2 separate regions of the Homo sapiens genome follow, and region 1 is linked to region 2. Evidence: read pairs that join two places in POLR2A ChIA-PET (ENCODE). Cell type or tissue: OCI-LY7. All regions are shown on one strand. Links, peaks and the distances in the headings refer to the core of each region. The heading gives the core; the rest is flanking DNA.

What was found. ChIA-PET counts read pairs that join two places held together with the same protein. Peaks named below come from ENCODE experiments on the same cell type or tissue, not always from the same donor. Only the 100,000 strongest peaks of a DNase experiment are listed, where the experiment ranks them.
Region 1: POLR2A ChIA-PET joins it to region 2 with 6 read pairs; 10 of 35 experiments call an interaction of 5 or more read pairs at or near these places.

What each region holds. Positions count from the first base shown.
Region 1 is chr19:34,221,445-34,232,189 of GRCh38, forward strand. LSM14A (LSM14A mRNA processing body assembly factor) reads left to right here. Exons shown (of 10, transcript NM_015578.4): 9 at 63-294; 10 at 5,921-7,844. The coding sequence ends at 5,944. Among named protein-coding and RNA genes, the nearest start is that of GARRE1, 28 kb to the right of the region's middle. RefSeq lists an enhancer at 3,330-3,895. In OCI-LY7, for the core only: no CTCF peak of the experiment used is centred there; no DNase peak of the experiment used is centred there; H3K27ac peaks cover 1,182 bases.
Region 2 is chr19:34,304,291-34,315,035 of GRCh38, forward strand. All of the region lies in intron 2 of GARRE1 (granule associated Rac and RHOG effector 1), which reads left to right. Among named protein-coding and RNA genes, the nearest start is that of GARRE1, 55 kb to the left of the region's middle. RefSeq lists an enhancer at 6,200-6,699. In OCI-LY7, for the core only: no CTCF peak of the experiment used is centred there; DNase peaks (open chromatin) are centred at 4,881, 5,651 and 6,291; H3K4me3 peaks cover 2,759 bases; H3K27ac peaks cover 3,633 bases.

The DNA.
Region 1 (10,745 bases), core at 3,568-7,567, 84 kb before region 2:
ATTTTGGCTGAGGGATATTCTTTTAAACCTGATATGCTGAAGATTATTTGCTTTTATAATAGAGAACGGAGACCAACCTGGGCTGAAGAAAGAAGATTAAATGCTGAAACATTTGGAATCCCACTTCGTCCAAACCGTGGCCGTGGGGGATACAGAGGCAGAGGAGGTCTTGGTTTCCGTGGTGGCAGAGGGCGTGGTGGTGGCAGAGGTGGTACCTTCACTGCCCCTCGAGGATTTCGCGGTGGATTCAGAGGAGGTCGTGGGGGCCGGGAGTTTGCGGATTTTGAATATAGGGTAAGTGTTACTGTTAATAAATTCTTTGGGGTTGACATGCATTTTACAAGACTCAAAACATTTTTACTTGTTTTTGTTTTGGGTGAATTGTTTTGAGGACATTAGAATAACTTCCATTTTGACTTTTCAGTAGAGGATATACGTGATTCAGATGTATATATAAAGACATTATACAAAAAAAGACAGTATAGTATCACCTTTATTTCATGTTAACAGAATATACTTTTAACACCCAAAGAGTCTATCTAGGAAGCACATACTCCCAGAATGGAAGGGCAAGCTTTAACATTTAATAGCAGTTAACATTTATATAGTATTTACCAAGTAACAAGACATTGTTTTAAATATTTTTTTACATATTAACTTATTTAAACTGCACATCAACTCTGTGAGGTAGGTTCTATTATTATCCCCATTTTACAAGTGAGGAAATGGGTATAGAGATATTAAGTAACTTGCGAAAGGTCACATAGCTAGTAAGTGATGGTGCTGGGTGTTGAGCCCAGCAAGTTGTTTCCTGAGTCAGTACTCTTAATTTGGTTTTGTTGAAAATTCACTACATTTTCCCTGGTTTTCTCCTTTCACCATGAAATTGAAAATGTTTCGATATATTGGCCTTCAGGAGCTACTGCTAGAGAATTCTGTAACTCTGTATAGTAGCCTTATGTGTATAATGTAGCTTTTGACAGGTGTCTGTAAATTAAGTCAGCATAGTAACTATCTCAGTTAACAGTAAACTATCTTAGTTTATTGATTTTAGAAGTAGTGGAGAGGAAGGGCTATAACAGAAAGGACCAAAATCTTGTAAAGAGTTCCACTTGTAATAGCAACAGGCAGCTGGAAACAGAAAGACCTGTTAGCAGGAGTTCCATTGCCCAGTACTTAAAACTGGCCATTGTTGAGATCTCTCTGGAAAGAGATCAGTATTAGTGGCTTTTGGACCTGCTCTATTAATTTTAATGCTTTTGATATTGTGCCATCACAGCCAAGACTGCCAAAAATTATACTCAAGTCACCAGCTTATGCCATCCAGCCGTTGGTGGCCTTATGTAGTTGCGGGACTTCTGACTTGCAAAATCACCTTCCCAGCTAGGAGAATCTGTCTTAGGAACTCCAGAATAGCCCTCGCTTATCACTGTTACTGCCCTTAAGTTTGCCAGTGACACCTTGCTTACAGAATTCAGCAGTAGTATTTTCACAAATATTTTATTTGCCATTAACTCCTCTGCAATATTTGACACTGACCAACCACCCAATTTGGGGTCTTTCTTCCTAGTCTTTAAAATACTCTTCTAGGTTTTCAATTTATACTCTTCCTAATTTTTTAATACTCTTCATTCTTTTTTTTGGGGGGTGGAGGGTGTCAGGGTCTTGCTGTGTCACCCAGACTGGAGTGCAATGGCATGATCATAAGTCACTGCAGCCTCAACCTCCCAGGCTCAGGCAGTCCTCCCACCTCAGCCTCCTATGTAGCTGGGACTACAGGCATGCACCACCATGCCCAGCTAATTTTTAATTTTTTTTGTAGACACTGGGTCCCACTCTCACTATGTTGTCCAGGCTGGTCTTGAACTCCTGGGCTTAAGCGATCCTCTCACCTCAGCTTCCCAAAGTGCTGGGTTTATAGGTGTGCCATGGTGCTTGTTCCATCCTCCCTTTTGTAAGCCTGTCCTGGACCCTATGTGTTTCTGCACCGCATCTCTATCTGCACTGTTTGCTGTCAGCTTAACCTTCCTCAGACTGATCTCATCATCTTCCTTCTCTCCTGTCATCTCAGCTCTGCCTCCTCCCAGTGTTCCATGTTGGCTCATGGTATACTGCCCAGGCACTAGAGGTATCCATGATTGTGGCCTGTTGCCATTTATTCCTTTGAGATGTCCCTGTCAACTACCATGGTAACCCACCAGTTGGGCTTCAGACCTTCGTCTCTCTTTACCCCACTTTAAGGCAGATCAGCTACATTTTGAACAACCTGTGACAACTCCTTGTTGAAGACCACATTGAGTCAGCTTGGTCTGAGAAAAAGTACATTTAAATTAGACTTGGATCCAGATGAGAATAATAGCAGTAGTTACTAGTATGACCTTTCAGACCCTTGGTTTTGACATTTGTGAATAAAGAGTTGCACCATTTATTCTGAAATAACACCTTTTAAAGATCATTAAACTTTCAGAGTTGGAAAACATCTGAGAGGTCTGACCTGGTTAAAACATAAACCTCTTCTGCAGTATCTCTTATAGGGGCTGGGAGCTTACTCTTCCCAAGGGCATCCATCCCACCCCAGGGATGTTCTAACTGTTACAATCTCAGCTGGGCGTGGTGGCTCACACCTATAATCCCAGCACTTTGGGAGGCTGAGGTGGGCGGATCACCTGAGGTCAGGAGTTCGAGACCAGCCTGGCTAACATGGTGAAACCCCGTCTCTACCAAAAACATAAAAAAAATTAGCCGGGCGTGGTGGCACACACCTGTAATCCCAGCTACTCGGGAGGCTGAGGCAGGAGAATCATTGAACCTGGGAGGCAGAGGTTGCAGTGAGCCGAGATCACGCCACTGTACTCCAGCCTGGGCGACAGAGCAAGACTCCGTCTCAAAAAAAGGAAAAAACAAACCTTCCATGCAGTAACTGTGTGTGCTCCATGTGGTTACTAATACAAACATTTTTTTGACACCATGTCACACTGTTTATCATTTTGAGCCTTTTGTAAAACTCGTATCACATATATTGCAGAATTGAAAATGCATTGTCATAGTTACCTCCATGCATCTTTGTCTACGCTCCTGTATCCTTGACAGATAGTCCAGCCTCTGCTTAGGTGTTGCCAGGAGTGATGGACTCAGCGAACCCTCAGGCATGGCCCAGTGTTTAGGAGGCTCAGTTGTGACATTGTAGTCCCTGCTCTTCTTAATTGTGTGAGGATCCCACTTGATATATTTGGCCTCATTCCTCATTACCCTTTAACCTATCTGATTCAAGCAAGCTGCCTCATGGTTATCTCACATACACATTGTGCTTGATTCCAACTCCATCCCCATTCATTTACCAAATATACAGAATTCTTCAGATATGCCAGGCACTATGTTGAGCATTGGTGCTGACCGATGTAGGCCCAGCCCTTTTGATGTTTACATTTTGGTGGGAGACAGACATAGCTAAAAGTCAGGTCCCCCCTTTCACTTATCCTTTACAGCCTTGCCCAAGTTTTGCTCTGTCTTCTCTTCCTTCCTACACTGATTTCCTCCTCTTCTGACCTGTGGCTATCTGCTTTCTTTGGCACACATTTTAAATACACTGACATTCCCTATTTTTTGTATTTAGTTTTGTTCTGCATCACCAGCTAGATGAGAACCTCTTGGCTTTAGTGAATATGTATTCTACTTTTCTTTCCATGACAACACTCAGCTCAACATGGAGCCATAGTGGGCTTGAAGTAATTGCTTGTCATGTTGATTAGGAATTTGCCACTCCAGCCTTCAGTGAGACCAAAGGTCTGTCAATGTAGCTAGCCTTTGATTGTTCATTCCAGAGTTGAATAATCCTTTCATCTGCCACTAGAGCCCCGAACCCAGCAGCCCTACACCTCCTAAATCATAAAATCATTTCACCTGGCACCTTTAAAGGTAGAAAATGGTGAGTGATCACTGTCACATAAAGGAGATTTACCACTGAAGATTAAACTTGTATCTGAAACATCTAACACTTCCTCCCAGAGATGGACATGGATGACATTTCTGCAGCCTTCATGAAATGAGTTGGCTTTATTTTTTGTGCTATATTAGCATGAGTCATTGTGGTTTGGGGGTAAGCATAAATGAGCTTGGTTGTTTAATGAAAACATGGGTAAAGATAAAATCATAAAGTTTTAGAATCCTTAAAAGAATCAGCCAAACTAGAATCTCTACGCTACCACACTCACATTAGATGATAAGGAAACTAAGGACCCCAAGAAGTTAATTGTCATGATTGAGGTACAAGCTAACAAATCCAAAACTCACTCTCTTGACTTGTGGCCTGATTTTCCTTAAGGGTAATATTGTAAATATAGGCCAGTGCAATGGTGTACACATGTAATACCAGCATTTTGGGAGGCCAGGGCAGGATTGCTTAAGCCCAGGAATTCAAGGACAGCATGGGCAACATAAGGAGTCCCTATCTCTATAAAAAAGTTTAAAAATTAGCTGGAGTGGTGGCACATGCCTGTAGTCCCAGCTACTCAGGAGGCTAAGGCAGGAGGATCAGTTGAACCTGGGAGGTCAAGGCTGCAGTGAGCCATGATCGCACCACTGCACTCCAGCCTGGGTGACAGAGCGAGGCCTGTCTCAAAAAAAAAAAAGAAAAGAAAGAAATATAACCTTATGGTAAGTTTGGTTGTATGGTGTTTTCCCCCTCCCACCGCCCATTCTTTTTTGAGGTGAGAATGGAAATCAGGACTAGCAATAATAATGTAACCAGCTCCTGTTTTATATGCTGCTGTCAGGGAGGTTAAGCCACCATGGTGGGTGATAAAAATCACATCTGTGTTTCCTCAGATGGGGTTCAAAGACAACAAGGTGTCTGAATGACTCAGCATAATGCTCTCTCTCCTCTCCCCCTTTCATTTTCTCCTTTCTCCCTCTCCTGTCCCCATCTCTTTCTCTTTTTTTTTTTTTTTTTTTTTTTACCTTTCAGAAAACCACAGCTTTTGGACCCTAAAAGGTCTGGATTGATCGTACTGCTTTCTGAAAGGTAAAAAAAACAAATACTTTGGGAGGTGTGAAGGTTGGCTTTGTGGGGGACAGCAGGTTCATCTTGTAGCTCATTGCTGTCAACTTATGCCATACCATATGTATTTCAGTTTAATAACGGGGTGCAAATGTTTTGGTGTTGTATACACAGATGAAGTTAAGTCTCACCTAGGAAATGTCTGTTTCTAACAGTTGGGGTGAGAATCAGCAGTAAAAACCAGGTATATGGTAGCAGCTGGTCTAGAGGAAAATAAAAGCCCTTGGCTCCAGCCCTTTGTACAGGCCTTTAGTTTAGGGTCAGTCTCTCTGGAAATCTTGAGATTTTTATTGCTTCCTCACTGGTTACTTTTTAAAAATTCCCCAGTCAGCTTTCTACTTTTCAGAGCTTATTTCAGATTTAAGAGTTATCCTTGTAAAATTGATTTTTAAACCATTGCTTCCTCCTGGCATGAAATTTTGGAGAGAAATGTTATACTGACTGGGTATTTTATTGCTTAGTAAAGACATCAAAGACTTGGGGATTTTATGAAACTTGTTTCAAAGTATGTTGACAGTTGTATTTGATGAGTTTGACTATTGAGTTGAGGGTTTAAGTCCTATCACTGCTTTTAAAAAATTATTAGGGAGAACAACCAAAGATGAGGAAGTATGCCTGTATTTTGGGGTGGGGTTCACCACTGCATTAACCTCTACTGACTGGAAGATGCAGTCAACAATGAGGTACTACTGAGTATGGAAGTTATAGAAGGAGTTTCGTGGAAATGAGTGAGACAGGTTTTTCTATGAAAGTAAAAGTGGGGGAGTATATTTAAAGATAATTTAAAATAAACTTGAGCAAAGTAAAAAGAAAATAATACACCAATAATTTGGAACATGAGCTAAATTTTTTTTTCTTTTTTAGAAAGACAACAAAGTTGCTGCATAGTCTACAAACAAGTCTCTGAAAATAGGTGAATTTCTAGCTCTTCATGGTCCTGAACATTGATTTCAGTCTTTGCAAAGAATGAAGAAGTGAATTCGCTGTACATTTGTCACCAGCACTGGGTTTTTGTTTTTTGTTTGTTTTTCCGCTTAATTTCAAAGATAAAATGCAGTTACTTTTGGGGGTGGAAGGCTCATCTTAAAACATGAGCATTAAATATATTTGGAATAGCAGAAGGTTAAGTAATTTCTTATGTATAGTTAAACTAAAGCAGTACTTCAGTGGGACTTAACAAGTATTTTTTCATCACTGAAAGGTTTTTTTTTTTTATCACTAAATTGTATTTGGCAATTGCAAGTTGCCTGCAGATAGGGCCGTGATACTGTGTTTTGAGCCACAGAAGGTTGTGTGTGTGTGTGTGTGTGTGTGTGTGTGTGTGTGTGTATGTGTGTGTCTTTTTCCTCCTTTCTTTTGGGGAATCCTGTAATATGAGGTAGCTTATTTCGTCAATTAATTAGGGTGCTGGATGGTAGAGAATTTTGTCAGTCAACTATGTACACACAGTAAATACTGTTTCTTAGGCAAAGGTAACTTTTTTATATAGTTGTAAAATTCCATTATATTCCATTGCCAAAGAAACATTAAGAACTTTGTATAGCTGTATAAAAAGCAACTAATTTTTTAAAGAATAAACATTTTAAAGTCAGCAAACATACTGTGTCCTTGCAGAAGTTGATGTGCTGAGCAGCAGCCTTATGGGTGGGTCTTTTTTTCTTAGTTTTCCAGGCTTAACATTTTTGATTTTGTTTTTTAATGTTTGGAACATAAATGAAGATTTGATACATTATTTCATTATCTAAAAAGGATTAATTATTCATGCTCATTGTAAGAACTTCATTTTGTAGCAAATGGCATATCACAGGATCTGTCCAGATAATCGATATTTTCAGTATACAAATGTAAATAATCACAGATGAGAATGTACTTAGCTGTATTTTCAAATAAGTAATCTTCCCCCCTTTTGTAGGACTTTAAAACTAGGCATCAATGAACCTGTTTTTCCTATTATGCCTGGAATTTAGTCATGATACCTTGACTCATTCCATCATATTTCAAGAGGATTCAGAGTGCTAGAAATTATTTTGGTAGCCTGTAACACACGGCAACACTGGTCCTTGGGCCTATGATGACCCACAGATGACTCAGTATAGAGTTCATTGCTAATTATAAATTACTAGTGAATCTTTTTGATATTTTAAGCTCTAGTGGGAAAAATCTGGCCACTTTTGTGTTTTTATGAAGGCCATGGAATAAAAGGATCCAAAGATTTAAATATTTTTATCTAATATTTTGATTGTTTTCTTAACTTTCTCCTTAAAACATTCAGTAGTGATAAAGATATAGAAACTGCACTGTAGGAGAATTGGAATATTTAAGGCTGGTTGACATTTTTTATTTTCATTTTATATCTTTTGTATAGCTCTACAAGGCAGTGTTTTGTAATTTGGTTTCATTATGAAGATCCAGTACTTGGCAGCCATAGTTTAGACAATATTGTTCAGTGCTGTTTGCTTGCATGTTAACAACAAAACCTTTTAGAGGACCCACAAATCATGATATTGAACACAGTTCCGAGGCATTCAGAGCATCAGAGCAAGTACCATGGCAATACATGTGTAGACTGTTGGAGATGTCCCGGGCCAATTTCAAGAAAGAAAACTGTAAATACTAGTTCTACTTGCTCTGAAATTATGAGTTTATGCGTTTTCCCAGCCCTCCGAATCACTGACTGGGGCGTTTTGTGCCCCAGCAATAACTGGCAGCATGGCATACCTGCAGTACCCCTTACAATATTAAAGCAAAGTTTTTATTCTAAAACAGAATAAAACTGTTCAATAAAAAATGCTCGTCAAAGTTCTTTCTCTTTAAATAGTAACATTCTGTTTCAGTAGGAACATAATGAAAGGAATCTTTTAAATGGAAGAGCGGAATTATAATGTTTGTATTCCCTGTAATAACTATAAATCAGTTACTTTATTTCTAAGATTGAGTTATTGTTGCAGATGTTTAGGGAAAGCTAAAAGCCCCTTCCTTCCCCTCCTGTGTGTAAATAAAATACTTCTGAGATCAGATCCGTGACATGAGGAGATTGAGCCACCCAGGCACAGGCCAGGCTGGAAACAGCAGCCAGAACACACTCCCTGTGGGCAGACGCATGAAGAAGATGCAGAATCTGTCTATTAAAACAGTTCGCTCCAAAAGCTGGGCTTCATGTGATGGTAGGGCAAGAGGTCGGGAACAGCAGTGCAGCACAGTGGCTCTCGGTGGGGTTACCTGACATCCTAGGAACACAGTCATCTGTTGCTTAATAATAGCGACATGTTCTTATTTTTAAATAGCAATGAGGTCTCACTTCGTTGCCCAGGCTGGTCTCTAACTCCTGGGCTCAAATGATCCTCCCATCTTGGCCTCCCAAAGTGCTAGATTACAGACATGAGCCACCAGGCCCGGCCATGACACATTCTGAGAAATGTGTTAAGCAATGTCATCATTGTGTGAACATCAGAGAGTGTACTACACAAATGAAGATGGTATGGCCTACTCCACACCTAAGCTATATGGTGTAGCCTGTTGCTCCTCGCTACAAACCTGTACAGCATGTTACTGTACTGAATACTGTAGGCAGTCATAACACAGTGGTATTTCTGTATTTAAAACATATCTAAACAGAAAAAGTATAGTAAAAATACGGTATCATAATCTTTGGGACCACCATTGTATACCCAGTCCATCGTTGACCAAAACATCATTAAGTGGTGCGTGAGTACTGAGGAATGTGAGGGGATGTGTTTTGGTTGTCACAATCACTGGGGATCACCACTGGTATTTAAAAGTAAGGGCCCGGATGGTAAATGTCCTGTGCTGTGCCACACAATCAGTTGTCCAACCCAAAGTGCAGTAGTGCTCCTCTACTCTGAGAAACACTGGCTAAAGTCCCTCCACATGGAAAGACAGTAAGTGGGAAATTATTTCCTGCCAACTTGAAAAAAAAAATTTACTACTTAGGAAATTGTCCGCTTGGGAATATTAATAATAAAGGGAACTTACTTCCTGTAGCACATCAGCATTGTGGAAACATTACCACATAGGAGTTAGGGCTTCATCCTGTTCTCTGTCAGTGCTTCACAAATCTCTGATCAGAATCTACCAAGGAGCATTTTTAAGTACAGATTCCCAGGCCCAGAGAGTGATTCTGAAGTTCCCTAGTACAGCAGAACCCAACCTTTTTGGCACCAGGGACTGGTTTCACCAAAGACAGTTTTTCCACAGATGAGCAGGGGGTATGGTTTTGGGGTGATTCAAGTATATTTATTGTGCACTTTATTTCTATTATTACATTGTAATATATAATGAAATAATTACACAATTCACCATCATGTAGAATCAATGGGAGGCCTGAGCTTGTTTTCCTGCAACTAGATGGTCCCATCTGGGGGTGATGGGAGACAGTGACAGATCATCGGGCATGATCAGTGAGTGCGCAACCGAGGTCCCTTGCATGCAGAGCTCACGATAGGGTTTCCAACCCTATGAGAATCTAATGCTGCTGCTGATGTGACAGGAGGTGGAGCTCGGATGGTAATGCTCACTCATCAGCCCGCCTCTCACCCGCTGTGCAGGCTGGTTCCTAACAGACCACGGACCACGACCGTTCTGCTGCCCAGGGATCAGGGACCCCTTCTCTAGTAGGTCCTAGGAATCTTACTGATCCCACAGGTAGTTGTGATTAGCTAGGTTTGGGAAGATGACTGTACAACACCAAAGCTGGTTCCTGCTTTGGGGGTGTTGATATATTTTCCACAGTAGGATTATCTTAGCATTTTTCCCATCCTTCCAAACCCAGTATATCCAGATTGTGACTGGGGCATGAAGAGAGGGATGGGACTAAGTGGAAAGGAGGGAACAGTTTTGCAGGATGGAATCAGGGGAAATGGGGAGGTTGAGACTCGAGTTTCCTCCAGAGTTTGGGTGCTTTGAGTACTGAGTTTTATTTCGTTTTTATTCCTGGCATAGGGTTTGTGTTCCTTCTGTCTCTTAATTTTGCATGCCAGTTGTCCCTGCCTCTGTGGGTTCTCTGCCCATCAGAGAAGCCGCTCCTTCTGCAGGGCCCCTCTGTCCACAGCATGGCTGAGAAGCAACTTCTTTTCCTGAGAAGGGTTACTTAGGCCATCCAATCACATCTGGATTCAGTGTGTTGCAGGATCCCCCTGCCCTGTTAGTTCAGAGATTAAGCTGTTTTACATAGTAAAGGTGGGGAGAGTGTCATGGTATAAAGTAATCCAGGTGAATGGTCTCTTCCTGTAGGAGTGCAGGTGTCACCAATTTGCTTTAGTTTACCTGTCCCGACTGGTTTTGGGGTTTTTTTGAGACGGAGTCTCACTCTATCACCCAAGCTGGAGTGCAGTGGCGCGATCTTAGCTCACTGCAACCTCTGCCTCCCAGGTTCAAGTGATTCTCTCCCCTCAGCCCCCCGAGTAGCTGGGATTGCAGGCGTGTGCCCCCACACCCAGCTAATTTTTGTATTTTTAGTAGAGATGGGATTTCACCATGTTGGCCAGGCTGGTCTCGAACTCCTCACCTCAGGTGATCCACCTGCCTCGGCCTCCTGAAGTGCTGGGATTGCAGGTGTGAGCCACTGTGCCTGGCCTGTTCTGACTCTGTTTAAAAGATAACAAGTATTAGGCTGGGTGCGGTGACTCACGCCTGTAATCCCAGCACTTTGGGAGGCTGAGGCGGGTGGATC
Region 2 (10,745 bases), core at 4,298-8,297:
ATGTTGGCCAGGCTGGTCTCAAACTCATGGCCTCAAAATGCTGGGATCACAGGCGTGGGCCACCGTGCTCGGCCATCTTTGTAATTTTTTTTTTTTTTTTTTTGAGACGGAGTCTTGCTCTGTTGCCCGGGCTAGAGTGCAGTGGCGTGGTCTTGGCTCACAGCAGCCTCTGTCTCCTGGGTTAAAGCGATTCTTGTGCCTCAGCCTCCCAAGTAGCTGGGACTGCAGGCACGTGCCACCACACCTGGCTAATTTTTTTTGTATTTTTAGTAGAGACGGGTTTCACCATGTTGACTAGGCTGGTCTCAAACTCCTGACCTCAAGTGATCCACCTACCTCGGCCTTCCAAAGTGTTGGAATTACAGAGGTTAGCCACCACGCCCAGCCATCTTTGTAATTTCTAATTGTTTCTATGATCATATTTTATACCCAGGGATACTGTCATTTTAAAGTGTGTATAAAATGGCTTGTCATAATTTTATTTTTATTTTTATTTTTTATTTATTTATTTATTTTTTTGAGACAGAGTCTTGCTCTGTCGCCCAGGCTGGAGTGCAGTGGCGTGATCTCGGCTCACTGCAAGCTCTGCCTCCCAGGTTCACGCTGTTCTCCTGCCTCAGCCTCCCGAGTAGCTTGGACTGCAGGCGCCCGCCACCACGCCCGGCTAATTTTTTTGTATTTTTAGTAGAAACGGGGTTTCACCATGTTAACCAGGATGGTCTTGATCTCCTGACCTCGGGATCCGCCCGTCTCGGCCTCCCAAAGTGCTGGGATTACAGGCGTGAGCCACCGTGCCCGGCGGGCTTGTCATAATTTTGTTTAAAAATTCAACACATAAAAAAGCATGCCTTTACTTCTCAAAAGAAACGTAAGCAGTGAAACTTCTACTTTCCTTTAGCACCTCATTCCTTTCCCCAGAAGTGACCATTAGTAACTGGTTGTTGTATGCCATTCCAGACTACCGTCTGTACATGCATGGATATGTACAGATGTGTGCAGCTTTGACTTTTACATAAAGAACCACGTTGTTCATCCACCATTGTGCCTGGTCACTGCTTGATAGAGATATGGCAAGACAATAGTTAGGAACACTTTGTCCTCTCCTAGAAAGTGTTGAACAATCTTAGACTCTGACAGCTGTCACCCCATGATGACATAGCGCTCTTAGCTTTATTCAGGACTTCAGGCAAGAGTGGTTTGAAATATAAGGCCAAAGGCTTTTATTTTAACCTGAGCATTACTGAGCTCTTCTTCAGGACATGCTTGCAGGTATTGGAGGAAACAGAGCTTGACCTGCAGGGCCCTTTGCTTTCCAACCCTGGAGGGCAAGTGCGCCTGTTGCCCAGGGCAGGACAATTAGAGAAGATAACCAGCTGTGAGCAGTAGGGGCTTGGTAAGCCGCTGGGGCACAGCAGTACCTGCTTTGTTTCTTCTGCTTTCCTGGGACTGGCATTGACCACTGAAGCTGAGAACGGGAAATACTTATTGTTGTAGTTTGGAATTTTGACTTGGCTTTCCACATTGAAATGCTGATTAGATAGTTGGAATACTACCATGTTTTTTTGTACATAATGGGCTGAACAGGCTTTCCCAGACGAGTCTGGAAACTAAGTATTTGGTGGGTTTTCCAATTTATGCGTCTATTCTGAGTTTCAAACAGCTGACTTACAAGTGAATTTCTAAATGTGATTGCCAAGCATAGGCCCGCAGACTTCACGTTTCACTTTTTCCCCAGAGCAATATTTGTTGTTTCTGGAATTTATGTACTGCCAGGGGATTTAGCCATAGGCCAATAAGGGTCTCTCTCAGAATTTTCAGCAACTCAGATGAAATGGCTAGGCATTTGGATTTTTTCCTTTTGGTTTTTTAAGGATTTTTATAAGCAAGGCCCTGAGAGTCACTTTGACATTCATCCCTGGGGAAAGAGGTCTGTGGCCTAACATTGCCAGGCAAGGCCTCTACTCAGGAGCTCAGTCCAGGACTGTGGGTGAGAAAAGCTCTGGATTCGAGAGTATTCAAATATTTGACCATTTAAGAGTTAGGACAAAGGATGATCCTGTCCCCTTGCCATGTGGCCAGTGCATGTGTGCAGTGTTCCCAGGTGCTTCTGACTTACAGCCAAGTTTGGGCTGTGGTTATTGATTGACAGATACTGATGCCTTTGTCCAGGAATGGTGGTTGCTGACTGTGTGCTCTGCCACCCTGCCTTGGAACCAGCAGGGCATATGTGAGTCCTGTCCAGTCTATACTCACCAGTGACTTTGCCCCTTAGCCCGAGTGGTTCACCCTCACAGTCTCTCTGTTAGAGAAGTGAGTTGTGACTATGGGGTTTCACTAGCTGACTAGTGCCTGTGACACTGGTACATCAGCCTAGGAAGTCAGTTACTGGGCACAGAGTCAGAAGACCTGGGTTTGGAAGGTGACATCTATCACTTAAATAAAATTACTTTTTCAGTGGAAGTGTACATAAATAAAAGAATCAAAGTGACTTGTGATTTGTGCATTCATTCCACAGATATTTATTGTATGCCTTGTTTCTGCCTGATACTACTCCAGCATGTCGATTGCAGTAGTGAACATGACAGAAATCTCTCCCTTCATGTAGCTAGAAGGGAGTTTCGATCTTAGAGAAGGTAGTTAGAAAAGGTACCACTGAGAAGGTGACATTCGAGTAAAGGCCTGAAAGGGATGAGAGAGCAAGCCTGTTGGCCCAGAAAAGAGGATTCCAGGCGGAGGGAGCGCCGAGCACAGAGTCCCAGAGGCAGGAGCCAGCCTGGAGTGTTGGAAGAGCAGGAAAGAACCTGCTGTGGCTAAAACAGAGTGAATGGAAGGGAGAGAAGCAGGGGTGAGGTCAGAAGGGTAAAGAGGGGCCACTCTGGTGTCTGTTCTGAGTAGCCAGGTAGGAGGCAAGGTGAGGTACACCTCTGAAGGGCAGGGGATGGGAGGGCAGCAGGCTGGGCCCTGCCATTCTTTTGTAGTGAGCAGCGATGCCACTTCTCCCCTTGCCTTCTTCATACTGGGTAGCTCCAGGGCTCTGGTTTTACGTTGGGTCCTCAGTGTTGAGAGGTGTTGGTCCTCTATGTAGGCAGTCCAGGAACCCAGGGCAGCCATGGGGCTCCCAGGAGTTGTATGTCTCTAAGGAGACTGTATTTTATAAATTCCAGCATTTTTATTGACTTTTCAAGTATTTACCATCTTGTGAATAAGCAGCCAGACTTATATGTATATATACGTATTATATATATATATGCCAGACATATATATAAAATATGTATTTTTTATATATGTATGTATATATATACACATACGCACACACATACATATATATACTTATATATACATATATACTTATATATACATACTTATATATACATATATACTTATATATACATATATACTTATATATACATATATACTTATATATATACTATATATACATATATACTTATATATACTATATATACATATATAGTATATATATACTATAAAATATATATACTATAAAAAAAAAATATATATATATATTTTTTTTTTTTTTTAGAGATTAGGCCTTGCCATATTGCCCAGGCTAGCCTCGAACTCTTGGGCTCAAGCAGTCCTCCAGCCTCAGCTTCCCGCGTATCTGAGACTGCGTAGCTGAGACTACAAGTATGTATCACTGGGCCTGGCTCTCAAATCTTTACACAGTTGCATCTTGGCTTTCAGTTTGACACAACAACAAATTTCTTTTGTATACTATGTGATTACCTGTGAATATGTTTGAAATAATTTATCTGTGAGTGCTGACTGACTCTTAATTAAGGACCTTAATTCAGGTATATTAACATTTATTTTGGATAGATATATACCAGAAATATTGTAGAGTAACAATAATGGAAAATATTAGAAGCTGGTTTCAAAAATACGATTTGCATTAACCTTAATGGAATTGAATGTGCATCCTGTTCCTTTTTTTTTTTTTTTTTTTTTTGCCCTAAAGGTAAAAGTAAGTGTTACTTGTTTTGACTGGTAGATCTTCTGTAACAGATTATGGAGTAAATATTTCCTAATGGTATGTGCCAGATGAAAGTTCATATTGCTGCTGCTAATCAGAAACTGAAGTTCACCTCATAAAAAGCTTGTATGAATCCAGTTTTGAAACTTGCTAATTTCAGGTCAGTGTTTTTGGCTTACTTTTTTGCTGAGGTGAATCTGCTATTACCTAAATTGTCTTCAGACTTTAGCCTGTAGAGGAAGCTGTACTTAATTAAGCAGCTGGAATTTGGGTGATTCTGTAAATTTGCATTGTGGTCAACAAACATGATTTACCATCTGTCTAGCCCATTCTACGTGGGTGGAAGCCACCAAGGCCATTGGGCATCTGTCACTGTGGAGGGACTGGACCCTTTGACTTTGATTTGTCAAGACAAGCATGTGCAACCAACTCATTATTCTGATAAATGCTAATTAAAAGGAGAAAAGTAAGGAAATAAGCAAATTTCCTGCTTTTCCAGTAGAAACTGTTTTTCATGGTAACCAAATAGCCCTAATGGATGAGAGAAAAATCTCCACTTTGCAGACTGTGATCAATTCGGTGACTCAACCAGTGGCCAACAGTGGAGGATGAAACCATTTGTTGGAAGGTTGCTGAGGAACCGCATTTGGGAGAATCAGGCCTTCCGCACCCAAATCTCATTGATCAGCCTTAGTGTCATGGAAATGGAGACAGGTCATCACGTCTCCTGATGTGCTGCAGCAAGAACCGCACAACACATCTAATATTAATAATATTCTACTTCTCCCTCTTTAAAAAAAAAAACAAACCCTGAAATAATCTAATCAAGCTTCTAAAATGAATCCAGTCTACAGGAAATGTGGGGTGTAGTGACGCAAGTTATGCAATACCACGAGAAGGCAACCAGACAAATTCACAATGTGGCATATCCTGTAATAAGTTGACCTGATTTGTTCAACAAGTCAGTAGCATTAAAAGAAATTACACAGAATGTACTGTTCTAGATTAAAAGAGTTAAGCAATATAACAACCAAATAAAATTACCTTTTTGGGGTTGAGGTTCAAACCAAATGTAAAACATAATTTTTAAAAGATAAGTTGGGAAGCTTGAACACATACTGAGTCTTGGTTGATTGGGATTTACTTCAAAAAAAGAAAAAAGATGGGGAAGGATAGATGGTAAAAGCATGGCAAAATGTTAATGGAATTGAAACTTTTAATTTTTTTGTAGAGACAGGATCTTGCTGTGTTGCCCAGGCTGTGAGCCCAGGTCTCAAACTCCTGGGCTCAAGTGATCCTCCCACCTCAGCCTCCCACAACACGGGGATTATAGGCTTGAACCACTGTGCCTGGCCATAGGATTGAAGTGTTTTGATGGGTACATGGGGGCTTGTTATGTTCTGCTTTTGTGTACGTTTGGACCTTTTCCAAGTTTGCAAAAAGTGAGAGAGAAATTCAGGAATGTATTAAAGACGTAATATATCAGAGTACCCAATAAATAACTCCATTTCATGGAGGGCTTTTCGCATGTGAAGTGGTCTTCTAACAGAAAGGGGAGCATTATTGAGTAGTTAGAAAACCCAAGGTGTAGGGATGAAGAGAAAAGCAGGTGTTCTTCAAAAAAAATGAAGAGAGTAAAAGTGAATCAAAGGAGAAAATGGGAACAGAGAAAAGACCGTCTCTGAAAGTGGGAGGCCAGCAGCAGGTGGGAGTCAAGGAAAGAATGAAATGTTGCTAATTTTGGGGACTAGTGATTGAATGGCAATGTTGCTGTCTTTTTAGAGAGTAGGATTTAAAATTTTGAGTTGCTGAAAAGGCTTGCGTGATGTGCTAGAAAAATTAGGTTTGGTGGGCAGATTAGAAGGAAACAAATAGGAGAGTTCATGGAATATAATTTCAGATAGAACTGGCTTTCCTGAATTAATTTTTTGGTTCTAGTCAGCTTAGGAGATCTCACAGGATTGGATAATGGCCTGTTCTGGCAGCCTCCCTCCTCTTTACAAACCAGGAACCTGAGCACCCATAAAACAGCATTTGCCTGAAGTCCTTCTGAGGCCAGCCCATGTATGGGTTATGTGTCCTATGTGTCTGCTGCCTCCCCACTGCCTCGGGCCAGTGCAGTCTAGTGCAGAGGGGCTTGTTGGCAGAGGCCATCCCCCTGTGAGAACAGGCTGTCTTGCCCCTCTGCTAATGGTGAAATGTCCAGAGCCAGGAAATCAGAAATAGCGTGATGTAGAGGCACCCCTGAGCACCCTTGCTCGCACTAGGGCCCCTCCTGAGTAGGCCCAGCCACCTGGCCTGCCTTCCTCTTCTCCCAGCTGAGCCACCCACCCTCCTCGATAAATACACATGAGCTAGCTGCAAGCATTGCACAGATGACAAGGACAATAAAAGCACTCCAGGACTGGTAGGCCAGATAAATAAATAGACTGGCACTAGGTGTGATGAGTGCTGTGATGCAGATGGAAAATAGCCTGAAGTCTGTTGATTCGGCAAAACTTTCAACTGCTCCTCTCCCCGCACCCAGCTCACTGTGCCAGGGCCAGCCCTCATACCAGAACCTCCTACCTAACTGAGAGCGCATCTGAGCAGGGGCAGGGCAGAGAGCCCAGTAGGCCCTGGGGAGAGTGAGGAGATACTGGTAGTTGCCTCTGAATATCCAATCTCTTTTTTCTTTTTTCCTTTCTTCTTTCTTTCTTTACCTTCTTTCTGCCCCCGCCCCCCCGCAAGACAGGGTTTCACTTTGTTGCCCAGGGTGGAGTGCAGTGGAACAATCACAGTTCACTGCAGCCTGAACTCCTGGGCTCAAGCAATCCTCCTGTCTCAGCTTCCCAACTATCTGGGTCTACAGGTGCATGCCACCACACCCAGCTAAACTGTATTTTTTTGTAGAGTTGGGGTTCCATTACATTGCCCAAGCTGCCATTTTTTCTTAGTAACAAACTCTCATTTTGTTTTCCATACTGTACCTGGAATAAGGACTACACCTCTTAGTTCCTTAAAGCTGGGAGTGGTCACTTGAATAAGATCTGGTTCATGACGGTGTAACTAGAAGTACTGCATGAGATTAGTGGGATATCTCCTTAAGGGGAAATTGGTGCTCCCTCCTCCTCCAATTTTCTACCGTCTCCAGTGCGTGCAGAATGACTGATGGCCATTTAACCATTTATAATCGTGAAGTCACCTAGAAATAGGAGCCTCGCATGAGTGTGCCGAGCAGAAAGCTAGGAAGTGGGCTCCTTGTGATGCCCTGGCGTCTCCATTCCAACCCTGGTCCATCTGCTCTGGATTTGTTTTACCTTAGAAAAAAATAAACATAATTTTTTTTTCTTTTCCCCCCTCTGAGATGTAGTTTCGCTCTTGTTGTCCAGGCTGGAGTACAGTGGTGCGATCTCGGCTCACTGCAACCTCTGCCTCCTGGGTTTAGGCGACTCTCCTGCCTCAGCCTCCCAAGTAGGTGGGATTACAGGCGTGTGCCACCACACCCAGCTAATTTTTGCATTTTTAGTAGAGATGGGGTTTCACCATGTTGGTCAGGCTGGTCTCAAACTCCTGACCTCAGGTGATCCCCCTGCCCTGGCCTCCCAAAGTGCTGGGATTACAGGCATGAGCCACCACACCCGGCAACATAGTTCTTATTTAAGCCACTGTATTGGTTTTGGGTTTGATTTTTTTTTAATTAAAAATTATTATTATTATTTTTATTTTTACTGTAGAGATGGAGTCTCACTGTGTTGCCCAGGCTGGTCTCAAACTCCTGGGCTTAAGCGATCCTCCTGTCTGGGCCTCCTAAAGTGCTGGGATTACAGGTGTGAGCCACCATGCCTGGCCTGTTTCTGTTTTTGTTTTTGTTTTGTTATATGTAGATAAACCTGATTCTAATTAAGTGGAAGCAGGAAGACTAGTTAAGGGGCTATTAGAGCAGTCTAAATGAGGGATGATAGTAGTTTGGAATAGAAGGGTAGCAGACGTGACTAGAAGTAGTTATGTGTATTTTTACTGTGGTAAAATATATGTAACATAAATTTTGCCATTTTAACCATTGTTAAGTGTTCAGTAGTATTAAGTACACTTACATTGTTGTGCAAGCATCACCATCATCCATCTCTAGAACTTTCTTATCTTCCCAAACTGAAACTCTGTACCTGCTCAACAATAACTCCTGGTTGCCCTCTCCTCCCAGCTCCTGGCAACGAACATTCTTTCTACCTCTATAAATTTGACTACTCTAGGAACCTCGTATAAATGGAATCATAGAATATTTGTCCTTTTGTGACAAGTGTGTTTCACTTAGCATAATGTCTTTAAGGCTCATTCATGTTGTAGCTCGCATCAGAATTTCCTTCTTTTTAAAGGCTGTGGCCGGGCGCGGTGGCTCATGCCTGTAATCCCAGCACTTTGGGAGGCTGAGGTGGGTGGATCACCTGAGGTCACGAGTTTGAGACCAGCCTGGCCAACATGGTGAAACCCCATCTGTAGTAAAAATACAAAAATTAGCTGGGCATGATGGTGAATGCCTGTAGTCCCAGTTACTCAGGAGGCTGAGGCAGGAGAATCGCTTGAACCTGGGAGGCTGAGGTTGCAGTGAGCCAAGATCGTGCCATTGCACTCCAGCCTGAGCAACAAAAGTGAAACTCCGTCTCAGAAAAATAAAAATAAAAATAATAAATAAATAAAGGCTGATAAATATTTTAGCAGTTGTATTTTGCATGGTTTATGACATGCGCACCTGGGTCACTCACTCCCTGGTAGTGCTATTTACTGAGATGGGGAGTAGTGGGGAAGAGTAAGTTCAGATAATAGGTCTGTGATGCCTATTAGATATCCCATGGGTGATTTCTACAGGATAGTTGCATACACAAATCTGGAGTTGAGGGTTGAGGTCCAGAACTTGGAGACCCTCAGTCAGTAGACAGATGTAAAGCTAGAGAACTGAAGGAGGTCATCAAGGAAGAGCGTAGCTGGAGAATGAGTAAACCCTGGGGCACTCCCACATTTACAGTCAGAAGATGAATAGGAAGCCGCCCAGGAGTCTGAAACTGGAACAGCTGGAGAGCTAGGAAGGAAATGAAGCAAGGGTGATGCTGCTGAGGGGAGGTGAGGCCTCCTCTCCACCCCATTCCAAGATTTGCCATGGTTACACCACTTGGAACACTGTGCAGATACAGCCGGCTGGGAGTGTCCCTGTCAGATGGGGATATTGGGATCCCTGTCTCAGTGCGGCAACATGGGAGGCATCTAGTGCGACAGAGCGGCCTCACCCAAGTGATGTGTCATGATGAGGATAATGTTCATGGAGACTGATTTCCATTTGCCAGTTCCCTGTTTGTCTTTGTAATCAGTTTATCAATAGTATTCTTGATGGAAGTGACAAATTTTAACAAAAAGTACACTCATGTGAACAAAAAGAATTTTCTGACCTCTGATGGGCTCTTGAGGCCATATATCAGGATAACTTAAATATGTTTTTATCTCTGCCCACAATGTAAACTTGTTTATGGAGAAAACTTGCATTTTGTTTTTATTTATTTTTTGAAACGGAGTCTCGCTCTTTCTCCCAGGCTGGAGTGCAGTGATGTGATCTTGGCTCACTGCAACCTCTGCCTCCCAGGTTCAAGCAATTCTCCTGCCTCAGCCTCCCGAGTAGTTGGAATCACAGGCATGCACCACCACGCCCGGCTGATTTTTGTATTTTTTGTAGAGACAGGGTTTCACCATGTTGACTAGGCTGGTCTTGAACTCCTGACCTCAAGTGATCCACCCGCCTCAACCTCCCAAAGTGCTGGGATTACAGGCATGAGCCACCGTGCCCGGCCAAAACTTGCATTTTGAATGGGAAAAATTACTCAAGAGTAATTAACGTGGACTCAGTTATCTTGAGTGGCCTTTCATTTTTTCCCTGGATGATATTTTGTAATTATTATTATTAGGTATGCTAAGGTTTATAGCAGTGTAGCTGCTATAAATATAAATATAGAAATGTAAAACTTCCTGTGTGTATTGATATGGTAACAGATTTTTAATATATTTTGGAAAGCAAACTATAAACACACAATCTACTTTTTGCAAAAAAAAATCTATAGGTACAAATATGGGCTGTTTAGTAATCGTACAATCAATGGTTATACCTATTTAGGAATATTTAGAACTATTTGTATGTTTGTATAGCTAATCTTTTCCCCCCTGATTTATTGATGGTGAGTATTACTGATACAAAAAGTTTTGTGCACCACAGTGCTTTGCCCATGAAATATGAGCTCAGAAACTGCCTGTGCTGTTATTTTCACCAGCAGTGAAGCAGCGTGTCTGGGGGCAGAATGTACTCTTGTCTGAATTATTAGCATTTGGTGTTGGTTCTGCCACCCTTGGGCCTGAGCTTGCTTTCTCCCTCGTTTGTTCTAAACATAGCATGGCACCTTTTGTATCCTGTAGGTTATTGCTGACTGCAAGGAGACTTTGTTGTTCTTTAGTTAGTTTTTTACATATTAGTTTCAGTAAGCCTGTTTCTTACATTTTTCTACTGTAGCATAATCTTTGTAAGTACTTTCTATAGCCCAGGCATGGTCTGCTGCATTCTCTGTGTCTCTGGGGATGCATTTAGGTCTTTGTGTCACATTCTGGTGTGTAGCTCATTATGTAATGACTCGAATGATCATCAGAACAAAAGATACCTCATTAAGAACAAGGTTGAGGACACTAGGAACCTAATGTAACATTTAAGGTATAAATGAGTATTGAAGAGAAAGAAATG